Regions from separate parts of the Mus musculus genome. Here regions 2 and 3 are each linked to region 1. A link is a loop called in an ENCODE intact Hi-C map of the cell type or tissue named here. Cell type or tissue: heart. All regions are shown on one strand.

The links. Peaks named below come from ENCODE experiments on the same cell type or tissue, not always from the same donor. Only the 100,000 strongest peaks of a DNase experiment are listed, where the experiment ranks them.
Region 2: it touches region 1 in a loop (5-fold over the local background); 5 of 42 quality-filtered maps call a loop at or near these places.
Region 3: it touches region 1 in a loop (5-fold over the local background); 4 of 42 quality-filtered maps call a loop at or near these places.

The regions. Positions count from the first base shown.
Region 1 is chr3:10,009,410-10,017,409 of GRCm38, reverse strand. It overlaps Fabp5 (fatty acid binding protein 5, epidermal), which reads right to left and starts at 4,825. Exons shown (of 4, transcript NM_010634.3): 1 at 4,692-4,825; 2 at 2,267-2,439; 3 at 1,837-1,938; 4 at 800-1,343. The coding sequence starts at 4,770. The coding sequence ends at 1,290. In heart, CTCF peaks have their summits at 4,816 and 7,836 (motif pointing left); DNase peaks (open chromatin) are centred at 4,329, 4,889 and 7,799; H3K4me3 peaks cover 2,993 bases; H3K27ac peaks cover 2,460 bases.
Region 2 is chr3:10,201,001-10,209,000 of GRCm38, reverse strand. It overlaps Fabp4 (fatty acid binding protein 4, adipocyte), which reads left to right and starts at 385. Exons shown (of 4, transcript NM_024406.3): 1 at 385-562; 2 at 2,879-3,051; 3 at 3,659-3,760; 4 at 4,431-4,659. The coding sequence starts at 490. The coding sequence ends at 4,481. In heart, no CTCF peak of the experiment used is centred here; DNase peaks (open chromatin) are centred at 420, 3,000 and 4,020.
Region 3 is chr3:10,138,359-10,146,358 of GRCm38, reverse strand. No RefSeq gene overlaps it. Among named protein-coding and RNA genes, the nearest start is that of Pmp2, 42 kb to the left of the region's middle. In heart, a CTCF peak has its summit at 741; DNase peaks (open chromatin) are centred at 78, 748 and 3,068; H3K27ac peaks cover 1,416 bases.

The DNA.
Region 1 (8,000 bases):
TTCCTTTTTTTTAAAAGATTATTTGTTTATTTATTTATTAAATTTATTTTTTAATTAGGTATTTTCTTCATTTTCATTTCAAATGCTATCCCGAAAGTCCCCCAGACCCTCCCCCCACCCCCCGCCCCCCAGGAATTCTCTTTTCGAAATAGGGTCATGTTATGTAGCCAGGCTAACCTGAAGCTCGTGGTCCAACTGCTTGAGCACTGGAAATACAGGACTGACTAACTATAGGTAATTTCTGAGACGCCAGCATGTGGGAGGTGGTCATAGAAAAATCCAAGTTGACTAAGAGACTTTAAGGTCAGGGTCCCTGTCCACTCCAGGAAGAGACCATGCTGAGAGTGACCAAATACAGTAAGTGCACATAGCAAAGTGGGTTTTGCAACCCAGCTCTACTTCCTGTGTCCTTGAATAAGTTAGCTAGTCAAACACCCTTTCCCATATTTGCAGAATGCAGATAACAGAGTCAGCCCCTCTGACGCTGTTCTGGGGAATGTGTACCTAGTTCTCAAATGTCGACTGTGGGTATTTGTGTTTGAGACCAAGAAATGCAAGAGAGTTTCACTAAAACTCAACTCTTTACATGGTAGTACATCACATACTTCTGGGTGGAAATGCACACAGAAAGACCCGAGAGCTGTAGAGCTTTGATAACTTGTGACCAGCATTAAAGCTGGGATTGTCCTTGCACGTGTCCAGGGTTCAGATTTTCTCAGCGGATCTCAGTACATGGCAGGTCCTCCATACTCTAAAGGAGTTCCGTTGGCGTTCGCAGATGTTATAATCACACCATTTGTAAGCTTGGATCTCCCTTTATTCTATAAAATTTATGTAGCTATCATTCGATAGGAATAGTCTCAATTATTGAGTTGACAAAGTTCAAACGATTTAAGGCAAGCTTAAATGACGGGGCATGTATTCACTGCAAAAGAAGCTGGCCACGTCTACAAGTTGCTAGGATATATCAGTCATAAGGGATCCTGAAGAATACCAGAGAGCTTTTCAATTTCTAAGTGTTATAATGTATCACCAATTTTCAATTCCTTGAAGAACCCACACACATATCATAAATTAGCACTAACACGTTTATTTACTAACCAAAGGAATGATCCTGGGTAAACCAAGTTTGACATGAAGGTCCATGTAAAGTGTTTGTGATAAAGAGAACTCAACAGTCATGAAAAATAAAACCAAAGAAGTGAAGCTGTTTGTTGCATTTGACCGCTCACTGAATTGAGCATATTCACTCTGGCAGCTAACTCCTGTCCAGGATGACGAGGAAGCCCTCATTGCACCTTCTCATAGACCCGAGTGCAGGTGGCATTGTTCATGACACACTCCTAGGAGAAGAAAGATAGAGTCTCAGGCCAACTGTACATTTCAGAGCATGTGTTGTGGGCAGAATCCTATAAACGCTTGTAACCAACCTAACAGAAAAACCACATCTCAGGATTCAAACTCAAGAAGACCTAGAGCTGCTGTTTTGTTTATATGTATATTTGCTGCCCTGCAGACTAAAGCACTGGATATGATCTCTAAATTATTCATGTGTTTTGGCAAATATCCCTTACTTAAATCAATGTACCAGGAGAGGGCTGCTCGGTGGCCTGCCAGCTCTCAGGGCTCTGCTGCAGCCACATCCTGGGAATCCCATCACTTCTCCGTCCCCACAAGGGCTGCCTCAGCAATGAGGACTCTCGTTTCTAACTTGTTATTTTCAGTATTGTCCTCCTAAGTTTCCTTCTCTTGTTAAAGAACCAATGACCCGAGATGGTTATGACAACTGTGGCTGCAGGCCCAATCCCAGCATGGTGCCAGTGCTTTGATGCTCACCACGATCATCTTCCCATCCTTCAGTTTTCTTGTTATCGTGCTCTCCTTCCCGTCCCATTGCTGGTGCTGGACCAGGGCACCGTCTTGGAAGGTGCAGACCGTCTGCAAAAATACAGGGTAGTTAGTTCATCATCTTCCAAAGTGAAGGAACCCCCACGACCCACACCACTCCAACAAGTCTTCGCCTTTCCCTCTCTGAACTCCACCCCATCATACTGATTTTGTTCACAATACAACTATGTGCTTTTCGATCTAGAAACTCATAAGATGTCTTCATTTCTTAGTCCTGGGACTTTTACTAATTTATCAAAAGTCAACTCCATAAAGTAGTTTTTTCAGTCAGCCCTTGGCAGTAAGTACAGACATTGTTAATGCAATTTAATCTGTAAATCTAGAAGCTTCTGTCGCTTCACAGTATGTTGTAGCTGACCTCAGTTTTTCTGCCATCAGCTGTCGTTTCATCAAACTTCTCTCCCAGGTTACAAGAGAACACAGTCGTCTTCACTGTGCTCTCGGTTTTGACCGTGATGTTGTTGCCATCACACGTAATGATACAGTCTGGCTTGGCCATGGCAGCCATCTTCCTAAGAGCCAGTCCTACTCCTGTGGGATGGAAAATGACATAATTTGTACAATATAAGCAAGGATTCATTCCTTATCATCCCACTGGCCAGCCTCTTGTCACTCACTCACTCACTCACCGACCTGCATAGCTAGCATGTTGCTCCCATTACACATGTAAGCCTCGTGGTCATCCTGAGCTGGGGATGGGCAGGGGTGATGTCTCCACTGGACAGATGAGAGCCCGGCTTTAGCCAGAAGTGGCAGAACTCGAGGCAAGTCCCGCTCACAACAAGACTCTAATCTCAGCTACTAGCCACTGAGCTACTGGCCCTCAGAAAGTCAGGCAAGACTTTACTCCCTAACCTTAAATGACAGGACTGGCATGGTGGCACACACATGTAATTCCAGCAGCATTCCAGACATGGAGGTAAGAGGGTCAACAGTTCAAAGTCAGCCTAAGCTGCAGAGAGACCGTGTTCTCAAAACAACAATGTAAGTAAAAAAAAAAAAAAAAAAAAAACAAACAAACAAACAAAAAAAAAACAGTTGGTAGATGCTTTAAAATAAGCTTTCAATGCAAACAGCACAGTATTTTAAGTGAGTGGCATGCCTCTGGTGTCAATAAGTAGAGGGAAAACACACCCAGGGAAAGAACAAACATTTCAAAGCTGTGTGACCATGTGAGCTTCCATGGTAAGGCTTGTTCTGTATGTTAGGAACCTGACGTGCTGCTATCTGGAAACACTGTACGATTTGAGTATCTGGTTGACTTTTATGCTGTGTGGTTTGTTTATTCACAGTATGGAGTTCCACATTTCTGGGTTATGCAGTGGTTTATGTCCGTGTCCTTGATGGTAACACTCATAAGGAACCTGGGATACTTTCACAAGAAAGGAGACACTCGTCCAAGCAGGATGCTCAGCCAGGCTCCCGTGTCCCTGTGAGTCTTCTGCTGTGCTCCCCTCTACATTGCCCAGAACCTATGGGTAAGGCCTATAACCTTCCTAAGGCCACAATCTGGAGAACTAGCCACTCACAGCATAAACACCAGCTGCTTTCAAACAGTGCTCTCTACTGGCTCTCACTCACACCTGTGCGGCTTTCCACTGTGGACAAGGAAAGACACAAACCCCTAATGCATCCACATTCTGACAATAGCGTTAGCACAAACAGGATTCATCAGGAGCCAGACTTAGCCCCATAGTGTGCTGAATGTTTAAAAGAATTAAGGCTGGTTCTTAACCAGGGAGGAATACTGTGAACAGCAGCGCCTGAAGCTGCCTCCTCCTACCAGCAGTACCTCTTCCGAGAGAGTACCTTTCCGTTAACCCCATCCCACTTCCTAGCATCTGTGACAAGTGTCGATTTCGTTGTCTGTTCTGTGTTTACCAATGCATCCCTATCTTAAGAGTAGGCAAAACTGGCAACAGACAACGAGGCACTATTTCCAGTGAGGGTGAATTTGAACCTTGCCCACTCTCTGGTTAGGCTTTAAGGAGCAAGTGCTTGCTGCAAAGCCACACCCATCTTGTAGCAGTTGGCAGCCACGGCCCAGCAACAGCAGTTTCTGATTATAGTTTTCCAGCCAGGCCCAAGTCTCCTTGCTCCTCACCCTCCAGAATCAAGAGAAAGAAGTAGAACAGAACGGTCGCAAGACAACAACCATGCACAATGGATGTCTCCGCACTTCGCCCACATGCCACCAGCTGTCGACCGTGCAGCGCCGCGGGCGCCACGCCTAGCCAGTGCGGCGAGGAGAGGACCTGAGACGTGCTGCAGAGAAAGGGATATAAGCAGCATCATTCATAGCCTCTAAAGAGCTTCTGCAGAAACCACGCCCTACCACGCGGTGTCCTCTCTGAGGCGGAGATGGGGTGGAGGGGACTGGCGCCATCGAGGAACAAAAGATGGGGCAAAGGGAAAAGGAGAGTGAGTGCTGCCACGCCAGGGGAGGATGATGGGGCAGGACGGTGGCACAGGTGAGGATAGGAAGAGAAGTGGGGATAACATTAAGAGGCAACTGAGGGGCTGTTTGTAGGGGGCTCACAGCAGTACCGCTGGCACGCACCTGTGAAGGGCCGGAAGCAATGAGGGGCTGCTTCGGGGGCAAGAAGCAGAAAAGGGGAGAAGCGGGGTGACCCACCACGTGCGGAGCCGGCGACAAAGGCGGGCACTCCATCCTAACTGCCGCAAGGTGCTCCCTGCAGCTCCCCCGATCGCATGGTGGAAGGGAACCAACACATCCCCACAAGGATGAGGAGCCAGGGAGGGGTTCGGCGATAAAATCTCACCTAGCTCTTTCATGTACTCCTCAAAGCCGTGGCTTTCCATCAGGCGCCACTTCCCTTCGAGATCCTTAAGACTGGCCATGGTGGGAGGGAGAGCACAAAAGCAGCAGAGACGCGGTGGCGAGGGCGCTGTTCCGCTCCTGGCGCCATCTGCGCTTATATCGTCCTTGGTGTGGGGGTGGTGTCGGGCAGCCAATAGGAGGCGCGCCTCAGCCTGGTACCGCCCCTCGCCACGCCCGGACTTGTGCGCCTTGGGCTGTGCTGGGGGGTCTGAAGGTGCCACCCTGGCCTGGCTGCGCCGGACTGGGACGTCACGTTTCCCGCAGCTCCTGCAAGCTGCGACTCGTCTGGCGCGCCCTGTGCCTCCCTTAGTGACAGCTGCGGCACAGTCCCGTGGGCCCAGGGATCACCCCCACCCCCACCCGCGCCATCTGAGGACAGCCTGCGCGCCGTGGTCCCACTGTCCTGCCGCCTCCATTTGCTTTTGATAAGTACCTGGGAGGAACAAATTAGCCATCGCTTGGCGCTATAGGAATTGAATGGCTGATTACTGAATTAATAAACTGCAATCTCCTTAGCCCTACATCCTACTCCCTCATGAAAGAACCTTCTGACCCCACCCTCCCGCCTCCTGGGGCCTCACTGGGGCCTCTTGGTTGTCTGTCTGTGCATGCTAGACAATCCTGGCAGCAGTCTCTAAGGGAGATTACAATGCTCTACAAGTTTGTTTTCTCCACTACACTAGCAAGTTTCAGCTTAGGTAACTGTCACTTCCTGAAAAATCTTACTAGCTTCTATTCCCCGATCAGGGATCAAAACTTTTACTTCCCTCCATCCTTTGAGGGTGGCTGGCCCAGCTATGAATTAGTAAATTGCCTAGAATATACTGACTATAAAAAAAAAATTATCACTTTGATATGCACTGAAGTCCCACAAAACATAAGGCTCCAAGGACAATCCGCTGACAGTTAGATGCCATCGCCAGTCACAGAATCTGAGTGTGTGGGGAGGGGAGGCAGGGAGAGATACAGGGAGACAAAGGGAGCACATTTTATGAGACAGTGAGAAGAGGAATTGAGTAAAGGTTATGGAGCGGTCATGTAGCCCAGGCTAGCCTCTAACTCCATATGCAGCTAGTAGCTCCTGACCATCACTCTCCAGCTACCACATGCTGACATTACAGGTGTGGCCAACACCCTTGCGGAAGTTGTCATTACACAGTTACTGATCCTCACTTTCAGTGTCATTTTTAGTAAGCCACCTGTGATAGTCCATGCTTTGTTAGGATTCAGGTTTGTATTAGATAATTTGCCCAACCACAGGCCAATGTAAATGTCCTAAGTCTGTTTGAGGGCAGCTGAGCCATAATTTTTTACTAGGTTGGATATATACAATAACTCTAAGTGAATTTACTGCAGTCACGCTGCCCTGCAGCTGAGGAAGTGAACCCAGGATGGAAGACTCCTTCAGATCCACAGCACCCACACAAAAGCTGCTGCTGTGTCTGCACCTAGAACTGCAGCTCCCTGGTACAGCCCACCCGGCATTGGCAAGCTTCCGGGTCAGTCAGAGATCCTGTCGTGGCAGACAGCTGATGTCAACTACTAGCTTCCACATACATGTGCACACATGCAGGCCCGTAAACACACACACATACACACACAAACACACACAAATGCACGACAATTTATACTTATGATTTTCTTTGTCTAAAGTACGTCCTTTCAAAGCTATCCAAAGGCCTGCAGCTTCTCAGACCAGCTCAAAATATGCCATACATACATGAAGTGCCACATTCTCTACTAAGGCCATACATATATTGATGTGTCCTGAGCTGCGACATCCCACTGACTGAGGCCATCAGTTCCCTTCTGTGTGTGGAATGACCTTTCTCAGACTGTCTTTTTTACAGAATCTTCCTGCCTGCTCCCACACCTCATTGGAGGTAACATGGGCTGAAATGAAGTTGTCGCCACCCAGACGGGCTATCACCACGGAGACAAGGTCAGCTTGTTGAGTTTCTACTGCTCCCTCTGTGGTCCTTCCTGGCATTTGCACGGATGAATTTTAATGCCTGCGATTCCTGAGGAAGTTATCCCAGTTTCACAGGAGAGGAGACGAGGCTAAGAGAGCCGGTGCTGCGGAGTAGTAGAACTGGAATCGCACTGAGGAGTTTCTCACGAAAGATCTTGTGAAACAGGACCACACCTGCCTGTCCTTTGTTCATGATGCTTATAAGGAAGCTAAGAGAAGAGGCCACAGCCACCCTGCCAAGACACTAATTATTGTATCATCCCTCACACAATTAAAATCTGACAAGCCTCTACCATGCTGCAAGAAGTTCCACGGCCTACATCCCCTTTATTACAAGTTTCTGTGTGTCTGTGTGCATGTGTGCATGTGTCCATGTGCATGTGTTATGTGAATATGTGTACACAGAACCACGACTGCAGTCTTTAGCATTCACACACTGTGTCCTGCGTTTCCCGATTTCATACATCAGTCCACATTGCAAATATTGGCTGTGACTGTTTCTGACATATACATTAATCTGACAGTATGGCTCCCATCTCACTACGAAGTTGCTGTTTTGTTCTTTCGAACATGCTCAATACTCTCCACACAATCGAAAGCCTGCCTTTGAAATAGATGCCGCCTTCAAACCTAGTAGTTACATTCAGATTTTCATGCGTCCCTGACCACAGCTCACACTTAGCCCACTGGCCATGTCTAGGGTTAGAAGCTTAGTATTTTCTTAGGCACATTCAGATGGCTTCAACAATGTGCACATTTCTTTCGGAATGAGCCCGAGTTAAGGGTCAGATTTGAAGAGGCCAACAAGAATCCATAGGAAAGGCCTTAGACTCTTGATTCACCTAAATCAACTCTAAGCATGCAGGTCTCTCCTTTGAAAACCGTAGCACCTGTGTTACTTCCTCCAGCTCTTCCTCCACTAGAGCTGCAGGGACGTGTCAATGGCCCGCTTAAGCAGGGCTTTCCACGGGTGGAAAGAAATGAAGGCTCGAGCGTTCCTTGAGGCTTTTCCTCTGGCCACCTGAGAACAGATGAGGCCCGCGCAGTTTCTGAGCTATCTATGCGCGACTCAGTTCATGACCCTGAAGGGAAAGGCTGAAAAATCACTCTATTGCCACCTAGTGGTAGTAGCGAAGTATTTCTCCCGGGCTTTATTTGATTAGCACGGATGGCCTGTGTTCTCATTTGTGGACACAGGTAGGTAGCTTTGGAACACGGAATGTGATTTCCTTTACAGACACCCTAGCAGCTGTTGTGTAAGCAGGTGCGTCTCTCACA
Region 2 (8,000 bases), 190 kb before region 1:
TTAAGACTAAGAATCTCTAAGATAGTTTTTATGTTCTCAAATTCAGAAGAACTAAACACATTATTGCAGTATTAATAAAATAAAAACTCAAGATAAGAAGGTCAAATGTGTCCAAGATAATTGTCTCCTCCACAATGAGGCAAATCCATAAGGAATAATGGGGGGAAGTTCAATGCATTAGCTTTTGACAGTCAAAACAGGAACCTTTAAAATACTCTGTTCATGGTTAAAAATAATTTGTACTCTAAGTCCAGTGATCATTGCCAGGGAGAACCAAAGTTGAGAAATTTCTATTAAAAACATGACTCAGAGGAAAACATACAGGGTCTGGTCATGAAGGAAATGATCTGGCCCCCATTGGTCACTCCTACAGTCACATGGTCAGGGCATCTTTAAAAGTGAGCTATCTGGACTTCAGAGGCTCATAGCACCCTCCTGTGCTGCAGCCTTTCTCACCTGGAAGACAGCTCCTCCTCGAAGGTTTACAAAATGTGTGATGCCTTTGTGGGAACCTGGAAGCTTGTCTCCAGTGAAAACTTCGATGATTACATGAAAGAAGTGGGTGAGTGCTGTGGGGGTCGGGGTCCCCCGGGCTGGGGAGAGGGCTTGCAGCTGCCTTGCAGCCCGGGGGGACAGGATGGAGCTGTGGTGGGAGAAAATGCTGCTTCCCGCATGGAGGGTGTATGTAGAAGCCACAAGAAAAAGTCTGTCCTAGAAGTTTTCTCAAAGCTTCAAGCTCGTGATCCCTCCAGGTGAACCCGCAAGAAAGAGTCTACAGGACAATCTTTTACTCTCTGTAGAACGACAAGATGTGGCCTTCTTTGCCAAGCTTGCGATTCTGAGGTTCATTTGGCTACTTGCCTGTTTTCAACATCTCCTTTTACATGAAAAATTTGTAATAATTTAAAGAGAAAAATATTCCTTCCGTTTGTTTTTTTTTTTAAAGGATGGGGGCAACTTTTACTTAAAACTGAAGTCATGATATTGCCCCTCTTAGAAAACAAATCATGTTGGAAAATATATTTTAGCAAATTCTTTTCTGTCTCAATGTCAAGGCCTAAGAATGTGTGATTATTTTACAGTTGACAAAAGCTTGGCTTCCGGAGATACTTTCCTTCAAGGACTTAAAGGTTTCTTCGTTGGTTTAGAGTGATATGTGATGTCATAGATTTGTGAGTAATTCAGAAGGAAAGCAGGGCATGCAAAGCACACATAGAACTTGCCCTTCCCACGATATGGGCTCACAACGGTCTATGTCCTGTCAACACTGCCCACAGGCTGCTGTGTGGCCAAACAGCTTTGCCTATCCGTATAGAGGGGCCATCGCCCAGCCAGCGATGTACTTCATCAGGAAGCGTCTGCTTTGAAGCCCTCTCTCCTGACCTCCCCATATTACAGAGTATCTCCGTTAGGACAGACTCCCCTCAACCTGCAAACCTTCCCTCAGTTATACAGTGGGAACTTTTGGTTGTCTGTCAATATTGTTGTCTTGTTTGCAGACAAGAAGAATATCGGGAATTTCAGCATGACTTAGCCCATCGACTGTTTACTGTTCAGTGTGGTAGTTACTATGCACTGAGCCAGAAATACCAGGGCTTGAGACACTTTTAGCTCTTGACCACTTGAAACATTTCATACTGCTACCATTCCTATCTAAATTATAATGACACTACTTAAGTTGTGAGAGACCCATGATTAAAGGCAGTAGATATTTCCTGAGTGGAACTGGCAACCGTAATTAAGGCAGAGTAGGCAGGTATTGGCTTCTGCAGTCAGATAAAAATGAAGACACAAGTGAAGCTGTTATTTGTCCCCGGCACGGTCTCTCTGCAATCATTTCCCAGTGCTGTGTCCCTTTCCTGCGCTGATTGATTGTACAGAATGCTGTGCTGTGTGGCAGAGTGACAATTCAAGGCAGAGACACACCATTTCCTCACTGTGGTACTGTTTAGACAGAGAACTAAGTCGTACCCTCTGCATCATTTATCTTGTGGTGTGGTTGTCTCTCAGTTCATCCTTAGTTCTAGCTTTGGGTCACCTTTTGTCAAAGACATAGCCTTTATTTAAGCATTTGTGTTGAAGGAGTCAGTGCACCCGAGACAGAAGGATTCTGTGTAACATGCCGACAGGGTGACTAAGGTTCTAAGTTGTTCACCCTCCACAGGGAAGCTAAACAAACAAAGTTCACAGCTTAAGGGACCGAGATGCAGAGTGTTAGTTTCCAAACTTTTCTATACACTGACATTCTGATTTCCTGAGTTCAGAAGATACTTACCCAGTCTGCTTTACGTTTCCTGATTGTTGAGAATGCGATCACCATTCTAAAAGGACATGAAATGTGAAACAGCATGTTCACTCTACAGAAATTAATCAGACAATTCATTTCATGAGGGAGTAATATGGGAAAGAAGCCTAGAAAATTAAATTTGGCAACAAGTGTTGTGAAATGTGATTTTTGTTCACTCAAAAATAGATGACCTTTTAACACAATAACTCTAAGTGAGGCCTGGCCTTTGACTTAGATTTTAAAAAAAAAAAAAACTTTTAGTAATTAAGAAAGAATAAAATGGTCAAACTGCCTCAATCACAAATAGAAAATAGAGATAATATACATACACTTATTATTAGCATATTATAATAAATATAGACATACAGACCTATATAAAACACATAGACATCGAGATATGAAGATTTAATCTCTTAATACATTCTTGTTGAAATTAAGGACTTATCTGAAGGAGTGTAGTTAGCAGACAGGCACAGTAAATCTGGATGGATGACAGGTTCTGAGAGCATCAAAGGAGCCTCCGGCACCCTGGTGTCTTCTTCATCACACACACAAATGTTAGCTTTACATGCGTTCTCTTTCTCCCTGTAGGAGTGGGCTTTGCCACAAGGAAAGTGGCAGGCATGGCCAAGCCCAACATGATCATCAGCGTAAATGGGGATTTGGTCACCATCCGGTCAGAGAGTACTTTTAAAAACACCGAGATTTCCTTCAAACTGGGCGTGGAATTCGATGAAATCACCGCAGACGACAGGAAGGTGAAGGTGAGGAACAAGGAGCTGATGCAGAGTGAGGGGGGCCAGGCTTCTATTCCACGGCCTGCAGGAAGCGACTTCAGCTCAAGGGGAAGGACAAAAGCTTCCCTTGGTGGACTGACAGCCTCGGAGCTCCCATACCTAACCCAGCTCCGTCAGTGCGCAGAGGGCGCATTTCCTCTTGCTCTTAAGCTGTCCCGATATTCACAATGATTAGCATGTTTTATGAGTCATACAGTAGTGCATGTGGAGTAAATTCGAGCAGTAAAACGTTAGGGGAAGTTTATAAAAGCGAGGCTGAAAGCAAGAAACCCACCATAACATTACCGTGCCCACCTGCATGTGTCTGCCATCTAACTTCTTTCACAGTATATCCTTTTTTTCAAAAACCAATTCTATTTTCGGTTTCTATTCCGAATATATAAGTAGATATACATATACATGAGTTCTACATTATTTTTTCAAGATGTGTTTCTCTTTATACCTTCTTGCTGGATTATGTTCTTGTCCTGTAGAGTTACTGAGAACATCAGAATAGTCCTTTGGACCCAGGTTCCATGTTTTTCAGTCTTGACCTCCATGTGCAAACTGCAGTCTCTTTTCACTGTGCCCACAGAGCATCATAACCCTAGATGGCGGGGCCCTGGTGCAGGTGCAGAAGTGGGATGGAAAGTCGACCACAATAAAGAGAAAACGAGATGGTGACAAGCTGGTGGTGGTGAGTTACGCTGCATACTCAGCTATAGAGCCTGAGAACATTACAGAACTCTAGAAACTGCACTTGCTGTGTAGAACAAAAAGGCTCATTTGTACTATATGTTTATTTTGAAGCTGAGGGTTGAATCCTGGTTCTCTCACTTGCTTAAAGTACTCTGCCCCTTCTGAGGTGCACTCTATCCTCCCATACAATCAGGCTCCACCCTCCCATGCAGTCAGGCTCCACCCTCCCATGCAGTCAGGCTCCACCCTCCCATGCAGTCAGGCTCCACCCTCCCATACAGTCAGGCTCCACCCACACACGGTTTCCCCTAGAAAGCAATCCCAGCCTCCTCTCTGGCATCACAGACTGATCATCACGGGACTGTGTTGTGTATTTTGTCTCGTGGCACTCACTTACCGTGCAGATTTTCTAGCTCCCTGAAAGGAGGACCTGAATCTTCCTGGTCTTTGTACCACCCTAAACTACCATACTTGGAGATGAATGAGCAATATAATATAAGATTCCAGAACACATTGTGGGTTTTTTGTTGTTGTTGTTGTTGTTGTTGTTTTGTTTTGGTGTTGTTGTTATTGTTGAATATCATTTCATTTCCAAAACCGAGAGTAAAAAGTTAAATCCATGCTGTTATCTCTCTGATTGACCATGTCAATTTTGTGCCTGTGTCTAGGAATGTGTTATGAAAGGCGTGACTTCCACAAGAGTTTATGAAAGGGCATGAGCCAAAGGAAGAGGCCTGGATGGAAATTTGCATCAAACACTACAATAGTCAGTCGGATTTATTGTTTTTTTTTAAAGATATGATTTTCCACTAATAAGCAAGCAATTAATTTTTTCTGAAGATGCATTTTATTGGATATGGTTATGTTGATTAAATAAAACCTTTTTAGACTTAGAAAGTTGTGTAATGATACTTTTATTGTGTGTCTAATTTTGTACTTGTAATTGTGAAGATAATAGAACAAATTGCATTACTTTTATTTTGGTTCTGGTACAAATAATATGATCTTTCTTAATAATGCATGATAAAAAAGCCAATGTCCATGAACTTACCAAGTCTGCATACTAAGGTCCGCTGTGGCATACAAGACCTTGGGTAATCCTAGACACAGTGAAATTATTCATCTCCATATGATTAAAGCATGAAGCTTTGTTTCTGCCCTGTCCTGGACTGTTGTAATTCAGCAGTGCATACAATGCTGTAGAAAAGATCTCTGGTCTCCATAGCATTCATGCGTGCATGTGTGTGTGTGTGTGTGTGTGTGTGTGTGTGTGTGTGTGTGTGCGCGCGCGAGTGCGCGAGTGCGTGTGTGCGTGTGTGCATTTCTTACTAAGTAGTCCAGGCTGGTCTTGAATTACAATTCTGCCTCAGCCTCTTGTGCCTTGTGCTGCTAGGGTTATAGGTATGTACTATAATGCTCAGTGTGTCTGAAATTTTTAGTCTAAAACAAATGTTTTAGACTAACGAAAATCCTGAGGCTGTTTATTTATAAAGAAATAAATTTATTTGGCTACCAGTTTTGGAGGCTGAATGCTCAAGAGAGTACAGCCCCAGAGAGTTGGCTGAGCTCCTAGTAGGTGGTGTCATCGGGAAAATGATAAGAGAGAGGGGCAGCAGAGAGGAGCATTCTTGTCATCTGTAACAACGTATTCTTGAGAGACCTAACGTTCCTCTAGCCTTACCTGAGAAGATTCTCACCTGCAAGCCCATCCCGCTCACCTGCAAACCCACACTGACTGAAGGACCTATATGTAAATCCCATCCATTAATGCTCCAGCAAAGGTTTGATTCTGGGCCAGGTCTCAACATTGAGGCTGGCACACAAGCCAGAAATCAGATGGAAAACTAATTATGAAGAGTCAGGAAAACAGTGTGATTAATATGGCCACATTGGTAAAGGCTGGGGGGGGGGGCATTGAGCATCACAGCCCATTTTCAGGTGTATGGATCTGAGCCTCAGCTGTAAACTGAGGGAAAGTTGAGGCAGAGCAAGCATTATACATTACAAAGCCCTCTCTGTCAAGGTGCTCACTGACTGAAAGTGACCTCAGGCCTGGGCCTGCAAGGTGGCTTCAGTCCTTACCAGGAAAGGGACAGTCTGAAAATCCCTATGACTGGATCTGCTTAGGGGGCAGCTTTACTTTCTTTTTCCACACCATCCTAATCAGGGTGATGTCTTCCTAGAGTGATATGCCTGAGAGGCAAAGCTGTTCTTGGAACTCAAGATTACTTTACGCTTATCTCAATGATAGGACACCTCCAGACACTATACCAGGGGATTTGGAGCTAGACATGAAAACTGACAGCTGACTGTCACTGACAACCTTGCCAGAAACACATTAATATTTTAATACTTCTATAGAGAGAGTTGAATAGGAGTCAGACCCAAGGTATAGGGGGTAAATAAAAACGAAGGCAAAAATATCATGTGTCAGGTACGGTGAATCACGCAGGGGTATCTGTGGCATTTGTAGGACACAAGCGAAAAGTCGCTGCTTTTCAGGAAAAGCAGTTCCTAAGACCTTGCTGCAATCTGATAATACTAGATGTAAGTACCCAATTTCCAACATCAACAACAATAAAAATCTCAGGACATGAAAAGAAATGGAAAAAAATTCGTTTAGAAGATGAACTGGAAATCTGGGAGTGGTTGATGAGAATGCATAATGACACACCTGCCACAAGACACGGCACAACTCAAAAAATATAAAACAGAATTACTGTGTGGGTCTGCAGAGCGAAAGAAGGATGGCAAAGGCATCAATAACATTCACAAAATGTCATTAACAATAGCTAAAAGTCAAATGTCCATCAGCAAGTCAAGGAAAGAGCAACATAGACCCACAGCCATACAGGCACATATATGACCACGCACCCATAGCATGTACACACAATAAAATTACTATAGTCAGCCTTATAAAGGAAGGGAAATTTCTGCTCATAGAATAATAATAAGTCTTTTTTATTGAGACATTTTGTAATGTATTTTGATCATGTTTTATCCTTCCCTCAATTCCTCCAGGTCCCCTACCCATAGTTACATTCTTTCCCTCTCTCTCTCTCTCTCTCTCTCTCTCTCTCTCTCTCTCTCTAACAACAAAACAAACAAGAAACAGAAACAAAAACCCTAGAAACACAAAAATCAAAATAAGCAAAATACAATAAGATTAAAAATAATAATTACCATTGGGTTCATTTTATGTTGGCCAACCATACCTAGGTATGGACTGTGCACTCAAGTGTGTTTCATAAACCTACACAGTGAGACTCCAGTGGAGAAAACTGATTTTCATTTTGCCAGTCAGTATCAACTACAGATAGCTTCTTAATTAGGGTGAGACCTCATGTCCAGTTTCTGTTCTCAGTGCTGGAGCCTTGTCTGGCCTGAAGTTGTTCAGGTCTTGTGTGTGCTGCTGCAGTCTCTGAGCTGGTATGTGCATTGGTCCTGTTGTGTCTGGACAACACAGTTCCCATGGAGCTGCCCATCACTCCAGCTCTCACAAACTTCCTGCATCCTCTGCATAGATTCCTGGCTGTGAGAGGAGGCCTTCAGCAAAGACATCCCATGTAGGACCGAGCGTTCCAAAGTCTTTCATCCTCTCAACATTGTCCATCTGTTAGTCTCTTGTTAGCTCCCATGTACTGGAAGGAGGAAGCTTTGCTGAAGAGCGCTTTGCGCAGCACTGATCTACATAAATAGCAAACATCCTTATGAGTCATTTTATTGATAAGTCCATTTAGAAGACTAATAACAGTAGGTTTTACCCTAGACTCTTGAATTATGTAGAATAATAGTAGTAGGTTTTTTTTTTTTTTCCTTTAGGCCTATGAATCATCTAGTCTCAAGTTCTTGGCTATTTTAGCAGGGTGTAGATTCCATTTCATGGAGTGTGCCTTAAAATCCAGTTTAAAAAGTGGTTGGTATTGTGCTACTGTGGTGGTATTGTGAATGTATCTTCGCCAAGTCCCAGGGTTTGTAGCTAGGTGATACTGATGATCACCTTTGCCTCTAAGAACCCATAGAATACCTTCCACTGCCATGCATGCCAGCCAAGAGTGGTGAACATTTGAGTTAGGCGCCAGGTCAACCTCTCCATTTCAATGACATAAACAAGTGTTTTCAGCAATGAAGTCTTACCAGCAGTCTGTGGGGTATAACTAATATCCTGTAATGCTTGGACTCTTCAATGGGGTCCTTTTGGCCTAACAAGATGTAACTTGTTCCTGGAACCTGAGCTT
Region 3 (8,000 bases), 130 kb before region 1:
GGCCTTGGTTTTGTCTGCTTCCTCTTCCTAAGTGTTCCAGGATGACCAGTGAGGGACAAGGTACATACAAGGAGAGTTCACCCATCGGCTTTTGGTTTGGTGGCAGTGTCAACAATGTATTTGTTGGGAGAGGCCCTTTGGAGAAGATGGGAAATCTACTTAGCAGCCTTACATGTCAGATGAGCCCTCCTCTCACCAGCCATGTCGGGAGTCTCACAAAGTAAAGAGAAAGGCGTTATAAGTGGTGTCCAGATTGTTCCATTTTCATACTCCTTACAAGAATAAACCTAGGAAGTACAGAGGTAGTTTGGCTAGCTTTTTTTCTACTATTTGAAAAATAAATCAATGCATGTTGTCTTTCCATCAGTGGAACCAGCACACACTTCCTATGTGGTCCTAAGCGTGTTTAAGTCATTAACAATAAGAAACGGGATTACTTCTATTTCTTTTCCCCCTTTAGTGTCACCGCAGTCAGTTTCTGTAGTTTACCCATCCCCTGCCCTCTGTCTTCTGAAGAAACAGCCACAATTCTTCCACTATATAGTCACACCTTCAGCAGCTCCACTCGAAGTCTCAGATGCGGGACAGCTTAATTTTCCAAAGGTGAGGTAACAAAGACTTGACTTGTTTGCCCTTGATGGGGGGAAAACATGTCCTGTGTCACATAAACCCCAGCCGTGTCTCCCTCATGGCTTGCCAGCAGTCACGGGATCACGGGCTGGACCTCTCTGAGTCCACCACCAGGTCCACGGCCACTCTCACTGGACAGAGAACAATGAGCCCTGCAACTGCAAGGTCCACACCTACCCAGCATTTCTTGTTATTGTTTGAAAAGACCAAAAGGAAAAAAAAAAAAAAAAAGAAAGGCCACATGAAGCCTCAGGGCAGGAGGGAGGCTCAGAAGGAACTAGAAGGAAACCCTGCAGGATGTTCCAATCACTCAAACTCTCTGTGCATCCAAATTAGCTCGGAAATGGCCACTGGTTCACAAAAATCTGTTACCACTCTCCTCTTCCTGGCCACAGCCACCCCCACCAGCACCTTTCCTCCTCTCTATTGTTTAGCCATGCTGTCTAATCCGATCCAATCATTCTTTGAAAAAAAATTTTTCGTTTCATCAGGAGGACATAGATGATTAAGCAAGTATTTGACAAGTATCTCTTATCTTCTTATATTCTGCCAAATACGAACTTTCAAAAAAAGAAAGAGAGAGAGAGAGAGAGAAGAAAGAAAGCAGGCCAAAACAAGAAAATCTAAGGGAAAGAGTGACTGCAAGTCTGTTCACATAGGCCTGTCTGCTTCAGGCTGTCCATCCGCCAGCATGTGGGAGTGTCCCACTGCTTTTGCTGATTGAAGACAAGCAGATAAATAACTGTATTTTATGTTTCAGAGCATTCAAGTTTACAAAATCATTTTTACTTTACTCTCTTGATGGCTTCAAAATTAGCTGCAAGAGAAACATGAACTTACAGATTTTAAAACTTGTTTCTGGCTCTTGGGATTTGGATTAATGTCACAATGCTGTTATTGCCTTCAGTTCCTGGATGCTGGTTTCCTAGGCTATGGGATTATAACAGTGCCACCACGTCTAGCTAACTTCATGATTTTATTTATTAAATTTATGACTTGATTTTCTTTAGACTTCTCCAGAATTATTGTTAGATCTACAAATAAAATGAATTTATTTTCATATTTAGCGTATATGTTCCAGTCTTATCAGTTCATAATAATTATGAATGCTAATAAACCAATATCAAACACACTTTCCTTTTTAAATTTTATTTTTGTTATGTATGAATGGAAAAGTATAAGCCCAGGACCTGTAAGACCAAGGTCTCAGCATAAAGGAAAATTATTTGCCTCAGAGGGACAGAGGGCAGGAAATAACAATGATGGGAGATTGAGGAAGAGGGAGAGGGGAAGGGAACAAGGGAGAGGGGGGACAGTATTTGTCCCTAGGACAAATGACTGCCTCTGGATAGAGGAGACAGGCATGGCCTGTAGGAAAATGGCGGGTTATAACAGTAAAAGGGGAAAAGCCCTGTTAAGATGAGGTGTTTAATTTTAATTTGATGTGTTAATTATGTGAGCCAAAGGTGGCTTTTGATTGCTCAACTTCAATGCATTTGAAGCTGGACTTTGGTATTCAGCCTAAGGAGGAGGAAGTGGCCAAATAAGGGAATGGATCTGGTGGCTAGCTTCAGGAATATAATCTAAGGGGCTTTAGCAAGACAGGGGGAATGGAGGAGAAGGGCAAGGCCTGCCAAAGCCATGTTCGCCAGGCTCGAGTGTAAGTGCTTGGAATCAAACGCAGGTCCTCTGGAAGAGCACGACACACTCTTAGCCACAACTCCCTGGCACATTCTTTCTGTATAACCGTAAACATAAACACTTTTGAGCCAACCTCCTGCGGTAGAATGCTGCTAGCGATTTACTGCAGTTGTCCTACCTGCGTAGACACGGCTTTTTATGAACCACCTCAAAGGCAGGCATTACCTGTTATAATGTTCAGCAGAAATGTAGGAACTCAGAAATCGACCGTTCACACAGGTGAGTCGATCATCTTGCTTCTCTGATCAGCTTCATAGGTTTTTCTGGGAGAGTGAAGTCTAGGATGAGACCCAAAACAAATCAGGAGATCCACCTTAAAAATAGCCTGAATCTACGTGATAAAGGTTGCTAGGTTTCTGCCAATATCTGAAGTAATTTCCTTCAATCCAGTATCTGGTTGAACAATTTGTTTCTTTCTTTCTAGTCCCCCCCCCCCCCCCCCCAGGCTTGAATTCTTGCCAGGGGAAGGCTTTTCTCAGCGCCAGAAGTAGACTGGATCCGTTCCTCTCTGTTTCCCCATTGTCTACCAGAAGGGTTCCCAGAAAACAGAGCCGCTAAGAAGTAGCCCAGGAAAAGCTCTGAAGAGCTGACAATGAGCGAGGCCAGAGTGCCGGTGTCAGAATGAAATTGAGAAATTGACCGCCCGCGGGTGAACCACCAGCGTCACTCCTGAGTCTTGGGACACTGCCTCATAAATGTAATCTTGTGGGTGGGGCTGTTTCTAGAGAAAGAGAATGGAAGATGAGCAAAGAAATGGGACGATGATGTGAATCAGGACAGCAAGGGAGGCTGGGATAGACTGTGGAAGTTACAGCCTCCTTAGGGAAGCCCCACTGGACAAGCATGGTGGCCGCTGCCCTGTGTGTCCCTTCGTGCTAAGGCACGCTGACTGCAAACATCCTGTCCCTTCATGTCAGCTGACCTTGGAAGGAAAGGAACAACTGAAATTTTACAACTGTTCCAGCTGGAGAAGATCTTTTAATGGTTTAATGTTTTTCTGATGTGGTTCAATAATGGTTTTCTGCAAATTTTAGAACAACATTGAATTTAGTTACTGCAAGGAATAAATCAAACTAGGAACAAAATTTAGGGCATCGAGGAAGTCAATTAAAAAAAAAAACACAGCACAAGTGATTGGTAAGGTGATGTGAAAGGGTTGAGGGTTCGAGGTCAGCTGGGCTACAGGGCAAGACCTTGTCTCCAAGAGGAGAGAAAAGAGAAGGAGAGGAGAGTAGAAAGTCTAGCAAGAACATTCGCAGCTTGATTTGAGTAATTGTTTCTAGAAACTACAGTAAACAACTGATTTTGATATATAATGTGGAGAGAAGTTATAGAAAAGCTTAAGGTGACTTTTTATAAAGCAGTCATTGGAAAATGAGAATGAAAATTATTTAGAGGGTACAGTGTCCCCAACCTGTACCAACACAGTACATAAGGACAGCATTGAATAGCCGCGTGCTTGGGGAGCAGCACACCATCAGCGTGCTCCTCCCTGAGCAAACGGTGGGTGGACGCACCTTTGCACAGGCACACAAGTTAGGCGAGAGCATTCCCTCCCCGGGGCAAAGCTAGCACTTGCAGAGTGTCCCTGACTGTCCCTTTTGCTGCCCTGAAAGTTTGACTGGTTTGTCTCTCAGTGTCCTGGCCCTCACTATATTCTTTCGGCTCCCTTGCCCCAATCCTCCACTTGCTGGAGCCATTAGAAACCCTGCTTTGCTTTCCTGGCAACTATACTTACATTAGCCCTTTTCCATGATGCCTTTTAAAAACAATTCTTGCTTGCAGTGAATACCTAAGCATCTGAGTTAAGATCCCCAACTCTAAAGCTGGCCTTGGCAGCAAGCGTTGTATTTCTAGCAACCTCCTGGGTGGGGCTCACTGTCCACTAAGTCTAGCTCATCAGTAAGCTTCAGATTCATACTTAAACAAACAAACAAACAAACAAACCCCTAAGAATTAAAAGAAAGAGGGGATGTTGAGCAGGAAGATGGCCCTGGCCATCTGCAGCGGCAGAGGGCTTATCAGGAGCCACCGAGCCTGCGCTAAAGCGCTCTGGACGCTGCTTTTGTTCTGGAAGGTTGCCAAGGGTTTTTCACGCTTCTGTGGCATCTAGTTTCCAGAAGGAACCTGTAAAATGGTAAATAAAATTGCCTGGTGTTGAGCTGCAAGATGGCTCTGTGGGTAAAGGTACCTGCTGCCAAGTTTGATCCTTAGGATTTGATCCCGGGGATCACGTGCTGGGAGGAGTGGCCTGACTCCCTTAAGGTATCCCCTGACCTTCAAACGAGTGCCTGAGCGCATGTGCGCGCGCACGCGCGCGCACACACACACACACACACACACACTCTCAAAATAAGTATATAAAGTGCAATAAAAAAAATTTTTTAAAGAGAGGTACATAGCATTTGAAGAAGAAAACACCCTGTGCTGACTCTGAACTCCCAGACACACCTCCCCCCCATTCCTATCCCTGCCCTGCACACATGCACACAACTACACATGCATATACCCTCATAGACACAGGAAAACACACACAAGAACACATATATACAGCACAAAAAGTATTAATTCCTATAATTCTTGTTGTATTATTACAGGAAACTTTAGGGAATCTCCGCATTAGATGCCATATATTATCGGAGAAATTGGGGTTTTCCCTTTGGGTTTTTGGTCTCATCAATAAAGAATTTAAAATTATCTTTAAAGCACAATTTTAAAAGCAGACTTGAGGAGGGTTTTTTTTGTTTTTTTGTTTTTTAATTTTAAGGGTAGGCAACCTGTAAATTCAGCAACTGCGGGGGGGGGGGAGGGGGGAGAAAAAGGAGGGGAGATAAGGACAGGGCATAGGGATGGAGCCATTACTAAGAGTAAGGAAGGCCAGCCTATCAGTGGGAGCATGCTGACATCTGGGGAAAAGAGATAAAAGGAAGAAAATGAAAAAAAAAATATTGTTTTTCTGAGTAGCCCAGAAAATCAAGCAGTCTTAGCAGAGGATGTGGCTCCCTGAGTGACTGCCCTCAGGAGGGCTCTCAGGAGGTTTAGCTGACTCAGACCTCCTGGGTGGCAGTCTCTAGAAGGCGATAGACAGGCTCATCTCTATAACTATTCCCAGGTAGATCAGAGCGGTCTGTGTCTAACCAGGGCGAGAGGTGAATCCTACGTTTCTGACAGAAGGAAATAGGTTTCCTATTAAAGGCCTCAACAGAGCCTCCATAGCCATCCTCATTGGCTTCTGAGGCTACTGTACCAACATAATATGGTGATTATTTCCTATAAAATATCATTATGAATTATCTAGTATATATAGACATCAATTTTTAGATACAATTTTGACAATCCTTTTAATGTAGCATCAACCCCTTGTACATTCAGCCCTCCGCAGAAATGAGCATCATACTGAATGCTTACTCATTCCTTGCCTTTTAAAAAAACATTTATCACTATTTTATATATCCTTTAACATTTCTGTCTGTAATTTATATTGTTCATCTGGCAACGGCTTCTTTTCACTCCTGGCCTAACTTCAGTTTTCTCCACGTTAGCACATGAACTGAGGCTAGTGCAGCTGCAGTGTGAAGCCACACTGTCTGGCCAGGTGTTTGGCTCTACTCCAGAGTTTTAGCTCGCAGGCCGTGAGTGCTGCTGCAGAATCAGCATATATAGACTATGCCTCGTGGTGTACGTGGTGTACGTGTGAGGAAGGCCTTTCTGAGGAATGTGCTTAGGATCTGAACTGACAGTTCTCAGAGTCTGAATTCCCGATAGTGTGTTGAATTTCTCTGAAGTGGCTCTGTGAGTCTCGCTCCAGCAGTAATGCTGGGCCTGTGTAAACACCTAACGTTATTAGAAGCTTTGATTTGGCCAACTTGATGAATCTGAAATGGATTAGTGTGCATTTCTGCGACTAATGAGATTGGGCATCTTTTTGAAATTTATATAAGCCAGAACTGACATCCCAGGAACATGCAGAAATACATGCAAATATGATTAATGATGGATTAGTCCATGAGTATCAGACCGAGACAAGAGATTTCCCCTGTAGAAAACACATAAATAATAATCTGCATTTCTGTCTCCATTGATTGAAGACTCAAGTATAATGGAAAGCCAAAGAATATTTAGGAGATAACTTAGAGGCATGGGGACGCAGCCCAGGAAGCAGAGCGGCCGCCTAGTGTGAGGCCAAGAGTACGGTGGTTAGGAACTGTAACAGCAGAATGGGGAGGGAGACGTGTGTGCGGGAGGTACAAGAGGTGTGTGTGCCATCCACAGCAACAGTGAGTTAAAAGCCAGCCTAAGTTACATGAAACTATGCCAGAGAGAACACAGAGGAGAGATGCTGGGGAGGGGGGGGATGGAGGGAGGGAGAAAAGGAGGGAGGGAGAGAGGGAGGGAGGGAGGGAGGGAGGGAGGGAGGGAGGGAGGGAGGGAGGGAGGGAGGGAGGGAAAGGTATTAGAGGAACAGTGTAATTATCACAAACCTTGCAAGGTTTGATTTAACGAGACACATGAAGCACAATCATCATCAAGAAATACTAAAGATGTTAAACACATCCTTGGCTCACTGATCGCTTCAGGAATCTAAATTGCCACACATGCGAGTTTGTTTCCAGATTCTTTTCAATGCTCTGCCCACCTACCTGTATGTCTCTACTGCTGACATATCTCCTTAATCACGGTTACTCCCCCCGTGACTCTGGGGGGCATCCTCCAGCCTTGTCCCTAGTGACTCTGAGGGGCGTCCTCCAGCTTTCCCCACCCCACCCTTGTCACTCTGGGGGCATCCTACAGCCTTCTGTCTGTTTCTGCTCTCAGTTCTGTAGCTGCAGTCGCAGTCCGTGCTTATTCATTGTGTAGCACAATGTTCTCTACCATCAATCCCTCCACTCTCTCTCTCACAACCCACCCATCCTCAACTGGGAGGAACTGACGTCAAGAAGGTTTGCATTTGCCTGCCTTGCCTTGGCTCGATATTTTTAGCTTTTCTGAATCACATTAGTAGTCTTCACCAAAAGTGGTGGACTTGAGGACGTACATATTCTGAGTTATATATATATATTTGCTGCACCTGGAGCAGGGGCTGCCCTGACTCTGCCTGCCCGCCTGTGGATCCTGTTCCCCTAACTGGGCCTCATTGTCTGGCCTCAGTGGGAGAGGATGTGCCTAGTCCCACAGTGACTTGAGGTGCAGATGTGGGTTGGTTTCCAGAGGAGGCCTCCTCCTTCTCAGAGGCTAAGGGAAGATGGGGGCATTGGGACTGTGTGAGGGAGAGGTTGGGAGAGAGGGACTTCGATGGGGATGTAAAGTGAATAAATAAATTAATGGGAAAAAAATAAACTACAAGTATTTAACTATGGAAAGAACAGCCAGAAGTCTCAGGACTTCCACTTCATCTTTCTTCCTTATAAGGAATTAAGGTGGCCCAGGGCCACCACAGACATATTTGCTATGCCCAAGAGAGAAGAAGCAGCAGGAATTTATGGCTTTCCCATAAGGGGATGCACTGGGAACTCTTCTCATGACTATGTATTTGTTCCTTTTTAAGAAAACATTTCATCATTTTTCTGTTGGAAGTGGGTGGTACTGAGGACCCCACCCAGGGCTAAACGTCATCTCCCTGTTGTTTTTGATTACTGCCAGGTTAAGGCTGCAAGGTCTCTCTTTCCTTA